Linked DNA regions of Homo sapiens: region 2 is linked to region 1. A link is an interaction called in ENCODE POLR2A ChIA-PET data of the cell type or tissue named here. Cell type or tissue: Caco-2. All regions are shown on one strand.

Evidence for each region. ChIA-PET counts read pairs that join two places held together with the same protein. Peaks named below come from ENCODE experiments on the same cell type or tissue, not always from the same donor. Only the 100,000 strongest peaks of a DNase experiment are listed, where the experiment ranks them.
Region 2: POLR2A ChIA-PET joins it to region 1 with 6 read pairs; 4 of 35 experiments call an interaction of 5 or more read pairs at or near these places.

Annotation. Positions count from the first base shown.
Region 1 is chr11:68,043,546-68,048,545 of GRCh38, forward strand. TCIRG1 (T cell immune regulator 1, ATPase H+ transporting V0 subunit a3) reads left to right here. Exons shown (of 20, transcript NM_006019.4): 7 at 26-108; 8 at 269-362; 9 at 587-799; 10 at 1,413-1,557; 11 at 3,888-4,027; 12 at 4,102-4,259; 13 at 4,337-4,427. MIR6753 (microRNA 6753) reads left to right here and starts at 1,249; the gene lies at 1,249-1,412. In Caco-2, no CTCF peak of the experiment used is centred here; DNase peaks (open chromatin) are centred at 156, 787, 1,194, 2,613 and 1 weaker place.
Region 2 is chr11:68,180,671-68,185,670 of GRCh38, forward strand. All of the region lies in intron 3 of KMT5B (lysine methyltransferase 5B), which reads right to left. Among named protein-coding and RNA genes, the nearest start is that of KMT5B, 30 kb to the right of the region's middle. In Caco-2, no CTCF peak of the experiment used is centred here; no DNase peak of the experiment used is centred here.

The DNA of each region.
Region 1 (5,000 bases):
AGAGTCAGCTGAGCCTGCTCTGCAGGGCGAGCCAGCCACGTGGATGACCTTCCTCATCTCCTACTGGGGTGAGCAGATCGGACAGAAGATCCGCAAGATCACGGACTGGTGAGTCACTGGGAACACCCGCCCCACCGCCCTGCTCCCCAGGCCCCTGCTGTCACCTCCCAGCCCGCCCTATCGTGACTCCTCCCCATGAGCTCCCTTCAGACTCAGAGTCTCGTAGCTGTGTCCTTCTGGCCCCTCACGCAGCGCATCCTCCCTCCAGCTTCCACTGCCACGTCTTCCCGTTTCTGCAGCAGGAGGAGGCCCGCCTCGGGGCCCTGCAGCAGCTGCAACAGCAGAGCCAGGAGCTGCAGGAGGTGGGTGCCCCCGGCCTTCCGGAGGCGGGTGTAGGAGGTGGGTGCCCCCGGCCTCCCGGAGGTGGGTGCAGGAGGTGGGTGCCCTGGCCTGGCCTCCAGGAGGTGGGTGCAGGAGGTGGGTGCCCTGGCCTGGCCTCCAGGAGGTGGGTGCAGGAGGTGGGTGCCCCCGGCCCAGCCACCCCACCTGCCTGCCCAGCCCCCGCTGACTGCCCACTCTGGCGCAGGTCCTCGGGGAGACAGAGCGGTTCCTGAGCCAGGTGCTAGGCCGGGTGCTGCAGCTGCTGCCGCCAGGGCAGGTGCAGGTCCACAAGATGAAGGCCGTGTACCTGGCCCTGAACCAGTGCAGCGTGAGCACCACGCACAAGTGCCTCATTGCCGAGGCCTGGTGCTCTGTGCGAGACCTGCCCGCCCTGCAGGAGGCCCTGCGGGACAGCTCGGTGAGCAGCCTGAGGCCTCGCCCCCTCTCCGCCCGCCCCTCCTACCAGGCCGGGGCGTTTCTGCCTCACTTCCAGCCTCTGGCTCCCTGCACCTGGGCTTTGCCTAGGGGCTCCTTCTCCTCCCAGCCTCCTCCATGGCCCACCGCTTCCAGGGAGTCTGCCCTGATGGCCCTGGCCCAGCAAGCCCTACCCTGACTTTCCTAAGTCCCTGGAGGCTGCACAGGATAGTTTTAAAGTCAGAAGCCTCATTCCAATCCAGGCCCCCCTGTGACCTTAGGCCTGCTCATGGTCTGTGGAACCGGTGTGATGCCCCTGCCTCCGGGGGTCACCCGCCGCGCACAGCAGGTGCTTGCGGGTGAGGCTGGGCTCCTTCTCCTGGGCCGTCCCTAGGAGGCAGCATGCTTGCCTTTCCCAAGCAATTGCCAATCCATGTGGTGTCTTTGGGCCCCCACCAGGGCAGAGCAGGGCTGATCATCTCACGTCAGAGAGAGGGGAAGGGGCTGCCCAGTGAGCCCCCACAGGGCTCTACATCTCCAGCTGGGCCTGGCTGGAGATCCCAGGGTCCCTGAAGGCCCCCGCCACCGTTCTGGTCTGTCTCTGCCCTGGCACCCAGATGGAGGAGGGAGTGAGTGCCGTGGCTCACCGCATCCCCTGCCGGGACATGCCCCCCACACTCATCCGCACCAACCGCTTCACGGCCAGCTTCCAGGGCATCGTGGATGCCTACGGCGTGGGCCGCTACCAGGAGGTCAACCCCGGTGAGAGCCACGGCATCCTTACCCGTGTCCTGGGAGGCTCAGCTGCCCCACTGGGTGGGTGTGAGCCTGAGGGGGAGGTATCTCCATCCTGGGCCTGGCCTGCCCTCCTGGGATGAGGGGCACACATCCCATCACTCTCAAGGGGCTGTTGGGCTCTGCAGCCAGTGTGAGGCTTTATGTCGGCCCCCAGCCAACTCCCCCTTGTTGAGTTTACAAGGGAGCCGGCACGGGCTTGTGCAAAGAACAGAGGCTGTGCGGTGGGCATGGCCCAGGTTGGAAGCCCATCTCGCCTACTTTGAGACATTTCTTAGCTTCTCTGAGCCTCAGCTGCCTCACCTGCAAAATGGAAATAATAGCGCAAACCTCAGAGGAATGTTGGGAAGCTTAGTGACTGTTGGAGACTGCAAGCTGGAGCCAGGGGCAGCCTTTGGTGTGGTTGCTTTGGTTGCACAGCTTTTTTTTTTTTTTTGAGATAGAGTCTTGCTCAGTTGCCCAGGCTGGAGTGCAATGGCATGATCTCGGCTCACTGAAACCTCCGCCTCCCAGGTTCAAGCGATTCTCCTGCCTCAGCCTCCCAAGTAGCTGGGATTACAGGCACGCACCACCACGCCTGGCTAATTTCATATTTTTAGTAGAGATGGGGTTTCACCATGTTGGTCAGGCTGGTCTTGAACCCCCGACCTCACGTGATCCACCCACACAGGCCGTTGGGGGCCCAAGCACCCTGACTCTTGCCCACTGGATGAGGCAGGGCCCCTCCCTGTCCTGTGACCAAGTCCCCTCCCGACATGGGCTCCACCACATCACACCCATGCTATGGGCCGGGCCCCCACTCAGTGTCACTGGGGGCACTGGGGGGTTTGCTGCTTCTGCAGGGCCAGTGTCCTGGGGCTGGATCTGGGCCCCAACAGGATTCCCCTGCACGTGGGCAGAGGCTGGTGCAGCTAGAGCATCACCTGGAGGCCCGTGGCAGATAGAATGCTGCCAGCTCAAAGCACCAGCCGTCGGGGCAGCGTGTTTGCCAGGGAAGCTGTAACAAAGTGCCACCGGCTACTGGCTTAAGGGGCAGACACGGTCCCACAGTCCTGGAGGCTGGAAGTCCAAGACCAAGGTGTCAGCAGGGGCCGGGGGCACTGGCTGATGCCTGTGATCTCAGCACTTTGGGAGGCTGTGGTGGGAGGAGGATCTCTGGAGTCCAGGAGTTCGAGACCAGCCTGGGCAACATAGCAAGCCCTTGTATCTTAAAAAAATAAAAGATGATGAGGTGTTGTCAGCAGGAGTGGCTCCTTCTGAGGCTGTCCAGGAAGATCTGTTCCCGGCCTCTCTCCTGGGCTTGGAGCGGCCGTCCTCATCTTCACACACTGTTCTCCTTCTATGTGGGTCCAAATGTTCCTTTTCATAAGGACATCGGGCACACTGGATTGGGGCCCACTGTAATGGCCTTATCTTAACCCAGTGACCTCTGTAAGGACCCTGTCTCCAAAGAAGGTCACATCTGGAGTTCCTGGGGGTTGCGACTCCAGTGTATCTTTTTTGGGGTCACAACACAGCCCCTGACAGTGTGTATGTTGGGGTCCTCCTGCCTCCCATGAGGACTTGTTCCCATTTTACTGATGGGAAGTCGAGACTTCAGAGCTGAAGTGACCAGCTCGGCCTCCCGGAACTTGCCATGTGCCAGCTGGGGCTGCCTGTGGCTCCCTGTCCTCTCTGGCTTCTGTGTGGAGCTCTGGGAACAGCAACAGCTGAAGCTGCTAACTTCCTGTGGCTCCAGCAGCTGGCCCGTGCTGCCCGTGGAGAACTTATGAAGTGGTCTGGTGTTACCTGCATTTTACAGATGGGGAAATGGAGGCTCAGAGAGGTGAAGTGGCTGGGCCAAGGTCACACAGCTCCTAAGTGGTGGGTTCTTTTTTTTTTTTTTTTTTTCGGAGACAGAATCTTCGCTCTGTCGCGCAGGCTGGAGTGCAGTGGCGCGAGCTCGGCTCACTGCAACCTCCGCCTCCCGGGTTCAAATGATTCTCCTGCCTCAGCCTCCTGAGTAGCTGGGATTACAGGCACCTGCCACCATGCCCAGCTAATTTTTCTGTTTTTAGTACAGGCAGGGTTTCACCGTGTGGGCCAGGCTGGTCTCGAACTCCTGACCTCGGGTGATGCCCCCCCCCCCCCCCGTCTCGGCCTCCCAGAGTGCTGGGATTACAGGCATGAGCCACTGTGCCTGGCTGCTAAGTGATGGGTTCTTGACTGCAGGCCAGCAGGGCCTCCGTGGCGTCTTGGGCCGGGAGGCAGATGCTGGTGTGTTCGGGGGTTCCCAGCTCACCCACCTCTGCCCACAGCTCCCTACACCATCATCACCTTCCCCTTCCTGTTTGCTGTGATGTTCGGGGATGTGGGCCACGGGCTGCTCATGTTCCTGTTCGCCCTGGCCATGGTCCTTGCGGAGAACCGACCGGCTGTGAAGGCCGCGCAGAACGAGGTGAGGGGCGGGGCTGGGGTCCTGATGAGGGTAGCAGGGCCAGGCAGCCCCTCACCACACCACTGCCCCCCCAGATCTGGCAGACTTTCTTCAGGGGCCGCTACCTGCTCCTGCTTATGGGCCTGTTCTCCATCTACACCGGCTTCATCTACAACGAGTGCTTCAGTCGCGCCACCAGCATCTTCCCCTCGGGCTGGAGTGTGGCCGCCATGGCCAACCAGTCTGGCTGGAGGTGAGGCCCGGGCCCCAGCCCGGCTGGGGGCCCCGCAGCACCCGCAGCCCTGACCGCCCTCCCCTGCGTTGCCGCAGTGATGCATTCCTGGCCCAGCACACGATGCTTACCCTGGATCCCAACGTCACCGGTGTCTTCCTGGGACCCTACCCCTTTGGCATCGATCCTGTGAGTCCTGGGATGGAGTGTCCGTGGGTGGTGAAGGCAGCTGGGAGTGGGGGCTGGGGCTCCCCTCGGTTCAGCCGTCCTGCAGCGCTGTCGCTGAGCACTCCTGTGTGCCAGGCCCTTTCCTCAGCACAAGAGGCAGACAAGCCTCCTGCCCTGCGGAGCCTGCATCACAGTCCCCTGAGTGTGCGGAGGCAAAGCGAGACCAGCCAGGAACCAGTCTCCTGAGTGTGCAGAGGCAAAGCGAGACTGGACAGGAACCAGCCTGCAGCTTGCACTGTGCCAAGCACTGTTCCCAACCCTCTGTGGAAGTGATTTTCTTTTTTCTTTTTTTTATTTTTGGATATAGAGTCTCATTCTGTTGCCCAGGCTGGAGTGCAGTGGTGTGATCTTGGCTCACTGCAACCTCCATCTCCCGGGTTCAAGCGATTCCCCTGCTTCAGCCTCCTGAGTAGCTGGGATTACAGGCGCCCGCCACCATGCCTGGCTAATTTCTGTATTTTTAGTAGAGACAGGGTTTCACCATGTTGGCTAGGCTGGTCTCGAACTCCTGACCTCATGTGATCCACCTGCTTC
Region 2 (5,000 bases), 140 kb after region 1:
GTCTCCTGCTCAGCTCACTGCTGGCCTGAGTCGCCTTCGCGCCTCAGGATACTGTGACATCTCAGGGTCATGCAGCCTCAAAAAGGGGGCATTACTGAAAGCATCGATCCCTTTCTTAAAATATCCCGCTCCCACTCCATTTAAAAACCAGAGGTATAAACAACAACTCTTTTTTTCTTGTTAAAAAGAAAACTTTAGGTTTCATAATTGACAAAAGTCAATTAAGTTCAAATTTCTCCCAATAAATTGAAATTAGCATTTTGTTCGTACTATTTCTAAGTATTCATGCTACAACTCTTGCTTGTTAGTAAATGTAAGGATATATTAAGATTAAAACCTGTGCACTCAAAACATAGCCAGTTTTGAAAATTCTCCAATCATTAAACATCTACTCTTTCTTTTTTCTTTTTTTTTTTTTTTTGGAGATAGAGTCTCACTCTGTTGCCCAGGCTGGAGTGCAGTGGTGTGATCTAGGCTCACTGCAACCTCTGCCTCCCAGGTTCAAGTTATTCGCCTGCCTCAAACTCTTGAGTAGCTGGGATTACGGGCACGCACCACCATGCCTGGCTAATTTTTGTATTTTTAGTAGAGACGGGGTTTCACCATGTTGGTCAGGCTGGTGTCGAACACCTGACCTCGTGATCCACCCGCCTCGGCCTCCCAAAGTGCTGGAATTACAGGCGTGAGCCATCACGCCCGGGCTAAACATCTACTGTTTCTAAACATTCTTCCTGTTGGTAGACTGAAAGAAGTAAAAGGAAGGGAAAAGAGTATAAAAAAGAGAAACTAAAAAGTGACAAATTACAGGTGCATAAACATATGAACAAAGAGCGCACTATACAAGGAACAGGCAGAGAGCTTAGAAAATTAAAATCCAAGAGCAGTACATCTTCTGGTCACTTCTTTTGCACCCCAAAGAGAGAGAAGTCCATAAACTAACAATTTAAGAAGTATTTATTGGCTATTTACTACCTTAATTAAGCATTATCAGTTTTCCTTATTTTCTAAAGTCACATTCTGGTAAATTCTTGCTCAAAAGATGAAGAGCTAGAAGGGATAGTTTTATTTTCAAGTAAATTCACTAAGGTTAATTGAAAACATATACCTTTCACCAAGATTATTGTAAAGGTCATTAATAAAGTTTCTGTTCCCAAATATCAGTGTACACAAGAGTGTAAAAGCACACGTAAACGGAACACTCTGGTGGGAAGTAGGCAGGCCGTCCCCTGCACTCCCACACCGGCCTGAAGTGCTGGCATTGCTAGGAACCCAGGCTGCTCTAACCAGGGCAACAGAATCGTCTGTACTTCCACAGGTTATTTTAGGAACTGTATAATTAAATGTTGGACTAAAAAATACTTAAAAAATGATTTCTTCTGCAAGTTTAACCAGCTTTAATTTTAGATGCTTCAATTCTATGGGGAAAAATCTTAGGCACTGGGTGCATTTTAACTTAGGAGTCCTCAGTTAATGTCTTGAGTTCCAAAAATATTTGTGTGGTAATCCTGAAGTTTACATTTATGACTACATAGTTTTACGTGAGCCCTAGGAAACTCCTAGTAAGGTATTTTTATCCACTTAGCACGTCACAATGAAACTGAGAGGCCAGATGTTTTAGGACCTAGCTATTCCAAGTGTAGTCTGGGAGCTTGTTAGAAAGGCACAATCTCAGGCCCCACCCCAAAGCTACTGAATCAGAGCCTGCATTTCAACAAACTCCCAGGTGACTCTCATGTAAACTAATTATAAGAAGCAATGGTATAGGAGGACTTTTACAGAAAACTGGAGTGCTTCCTTTTGTTTTTTAATATAGGGTTTCACTCTGTGGCCCAGGCTGGAGTGCAGTGGTATGAATACAGCTCATTGCAGCCTCGAGCTCCTGGGCTCCAGTGATCCTCCCACCTTGCCCTCCCAAAGTGCTGGGATTACAGGCATGAGCCACTGCAGCAGAAAACTGGAGTATTTACTATTGAAGATGCCAGTAACAGGCAGCCTTCTGGAATACGGCACGGGGATTTTAGAGTACATGAAGTTCTGTCATAAGCCACTAAAACTTTCATTGTAATTTTTTTTTTTTTTTTTTGAGACTGAGTTTCGCTCTTGTTGCCCAGGCTGGAGTGCAGTGGCGCAATCTCGGCTCACCACAACCTCTGCCTCCCAGGTTCAAGCGATTCTCCTGCCTCGGCCTCCTGAGTAGCTGGGAGTACAGGCATGTGCCACCACGCCTGGCTAAATTTTGTATTTTTAGTAGAGACGGGGTTTTCCATGTTGGTCAGGCTGGTCTTGAACTCCCGACCTCAGGTGATCCGCCCACCTCAGCCTCCCAAAGTGCTGGGATTACAGGCGTGAGCCACCGCACCTGGCCCATTGTAATTCTGATGTAACGCTGTTTTATATGCTTCCATATCTTGGTAATAAGGCATAATCAATATAACTTTCTTGATGACCCCAGGTCAAGATTCTGGGCCTTTGTGGTGACATTCTGAATGCCACTAGACTACTGTGTCAAAGAGTGATTCATTCACACATTCACATTTCTTAACTCAAAAAAAAAAAAAACAAAGAAAAACACTGGGGGTGCTACAGGGTGACAAATATTATCAGCATCTTCTAGGAGAATGAGCACTGGTCTCATGTTCAATGGGCAAAAAAAAAGAAAAGAAAAGAAAATGGACTTAAAATAATGCAAATTAGTTTTTTGTTTTTAGCCGGAGTCACGCTCTGTTGCCCAGGCTGGAGTGCAGTGGCGCGATCCCAGCTCACTGCAACTTCCACCTCCCAGGTTCGAGGGATTCTCCTGCCTCAGCCTTCCGAGTAGCTGGGACTACAGGCGCATGTGGCCAGGCCCAGCTAATTTTTTGTATTTTTAGTAGAGACGGGGTTTCAGCATGTTGGCCAGGCTGGTCTCGAACTCCTGAGCTCAGGTGATCCACCCACCTCGGCCTCCCAAAGTGCTGGGATTACAGGCATGAGCTACCATGCCCAGTCCTGTATCTTTTTTTTTTTTTTGAGGCAGTCTCACTTTGTTACCCAGGCTGGAGTGCAGTGATGTGATCTTGGTTCACTGCAACCTCTGTCTCCCGGGTTCACGTGATTCTCCTGCCTCAGCCTCCTGAGTAGCCAGGACTACAGGTGTGCACCACCACACCCAGCTAATTTTTGTATTTTTAGTAGAGATGGGATTTCATCATGTTGGCCAGGCTGGTCTCGAACTCCTGACCTCTGGTGATCCACCCAGCTTGGCCTCCCAAAGTGCTGAGATTACAGGCATGAGCCACTGCGCCCAGCCTGGATCTTAATCAATCAGGGCATCCAATGGCAGTCATTTGGCAGGGAACTGTTTAAATAATCCCCCAACTCCATTCCAATATTTCACACTTCATTTTAGTAGGTAAAGATATATGACAGAAAATTTTATGGTCAGACATGGTGGCTCACGTCTATAATCCCAGCACTTTGGGAGGCTGAGGCAGGTGGATCACCTGAGGTCAGGAGTTTCAAGACCAGCCTGGTCAACATGGTGAAACCTCATCTACACTAAAAATACAAAAATTAGCTGGGTGCAGTGGTGCACGCCTGTAATCCCAGCTACTTGGGAAACTGAGGCAGAAGAATCACTTGAACCCAGAAGGTGGAGGTTGCAGTGAGCTGAGATCATGCCACTGCACTCCAGTCTGGGCGACAGAGTGAGACTCCATCTAAAAAAGAAAAGAAAAAAAAATTTATGAAAAAAACAAAAGCATATTTTTACCTGAATTACTTCTTTTGGATTTAGACTGTAATTGATAAGTGAGGCATATAGTATCTTAATTCTAGCAAGGGATAAAATTAAAAGGGGGGAAACAGGACACAAGACTTTCCTCTAATTACCTGTACTCACCAATTCCTACCTCTCCCAACTACTGATCAGTGACCACCTACCTGGGTATCAAGTTCCCCCAGGGTTGCCACTAAAATCAGAACTATATAACCCCAGTCCGGGTGTGATGGAGATGAAAGTGATGGGCCAGAACTAGCTCTATCTTCTAAATCCCTGCTGTTATGCTTTTCCACCAGGCTAAAAAACCCTTTGCCATAGAGGTTAAGAGACAAAGCAAAGTTGCAAAGCTCTGACCTGTTTGGTGGCAGATACATTTGTGAAATGATCTAATGGTCTTTTTTGAGGGAGAAATGGTATTTAAGAGAATTAAAGAGAGACCTCAGCTGTTAAAAGATGACAGATTTCAAGATTAATGTAATAATGTTTTTTATATACAGCATTTGGTACTCAAAACACTTACACATCCACTTTCTTACCTGCATACTGAATATAAACATGTCTTTAAAACTATTCGCTCTTAAATAATTAGCTGAATCCCAAAGATTAAACATGATGACAAAATTCCCCATCTATACAGAGACAACGTGTAAGAGAAAAGTCTATAATAAAATCATGAAAAAAAGGGATGTACCCTACTTTAGGTTGGAAATAATCATACACTTTCAAGGTGTTACAGGATGCTTGTCAGATTTTTCTTTTCGCTAAGATAATTGTCATCACCTTTTTTTTTTTGAGATGGAGTTTCGCTCTTGTTGCCCAGACTGGAGTGCAATGGCACGATCTCGGCTCACTGCAACCTCCGCCTCCCGGGTTCAAGTGATTCTCCTGCCTCAGCCTCCCAAGTAGCTGGGATTACAGGCATGTGCCACCTGCCTGGCTAATTTTTTTTGTACTTTTAGTAGAGACAGGGTTTCACCATGTTGGTCAGGCTGGTCTCAAACTCCTGACCTCAGGTGATCCACCCACCTTGGCCTCCCAAAGTGTGGGGATTACAGGCGTGAGCCACCATGCCTGGCATCATCAACTTTTAAAATAGAACATGAGGATGCTCCTCCAGCTTTATACGTTAATAGAAATGTTCTGAGGTAAAATAAGAACACAGAGTTAGAACTGACAAGATTCCTGGAGTCTTTTCTCTGCTTCTCTTGGCTCACAGACAGAAAACCCTTCCACTGCAAAG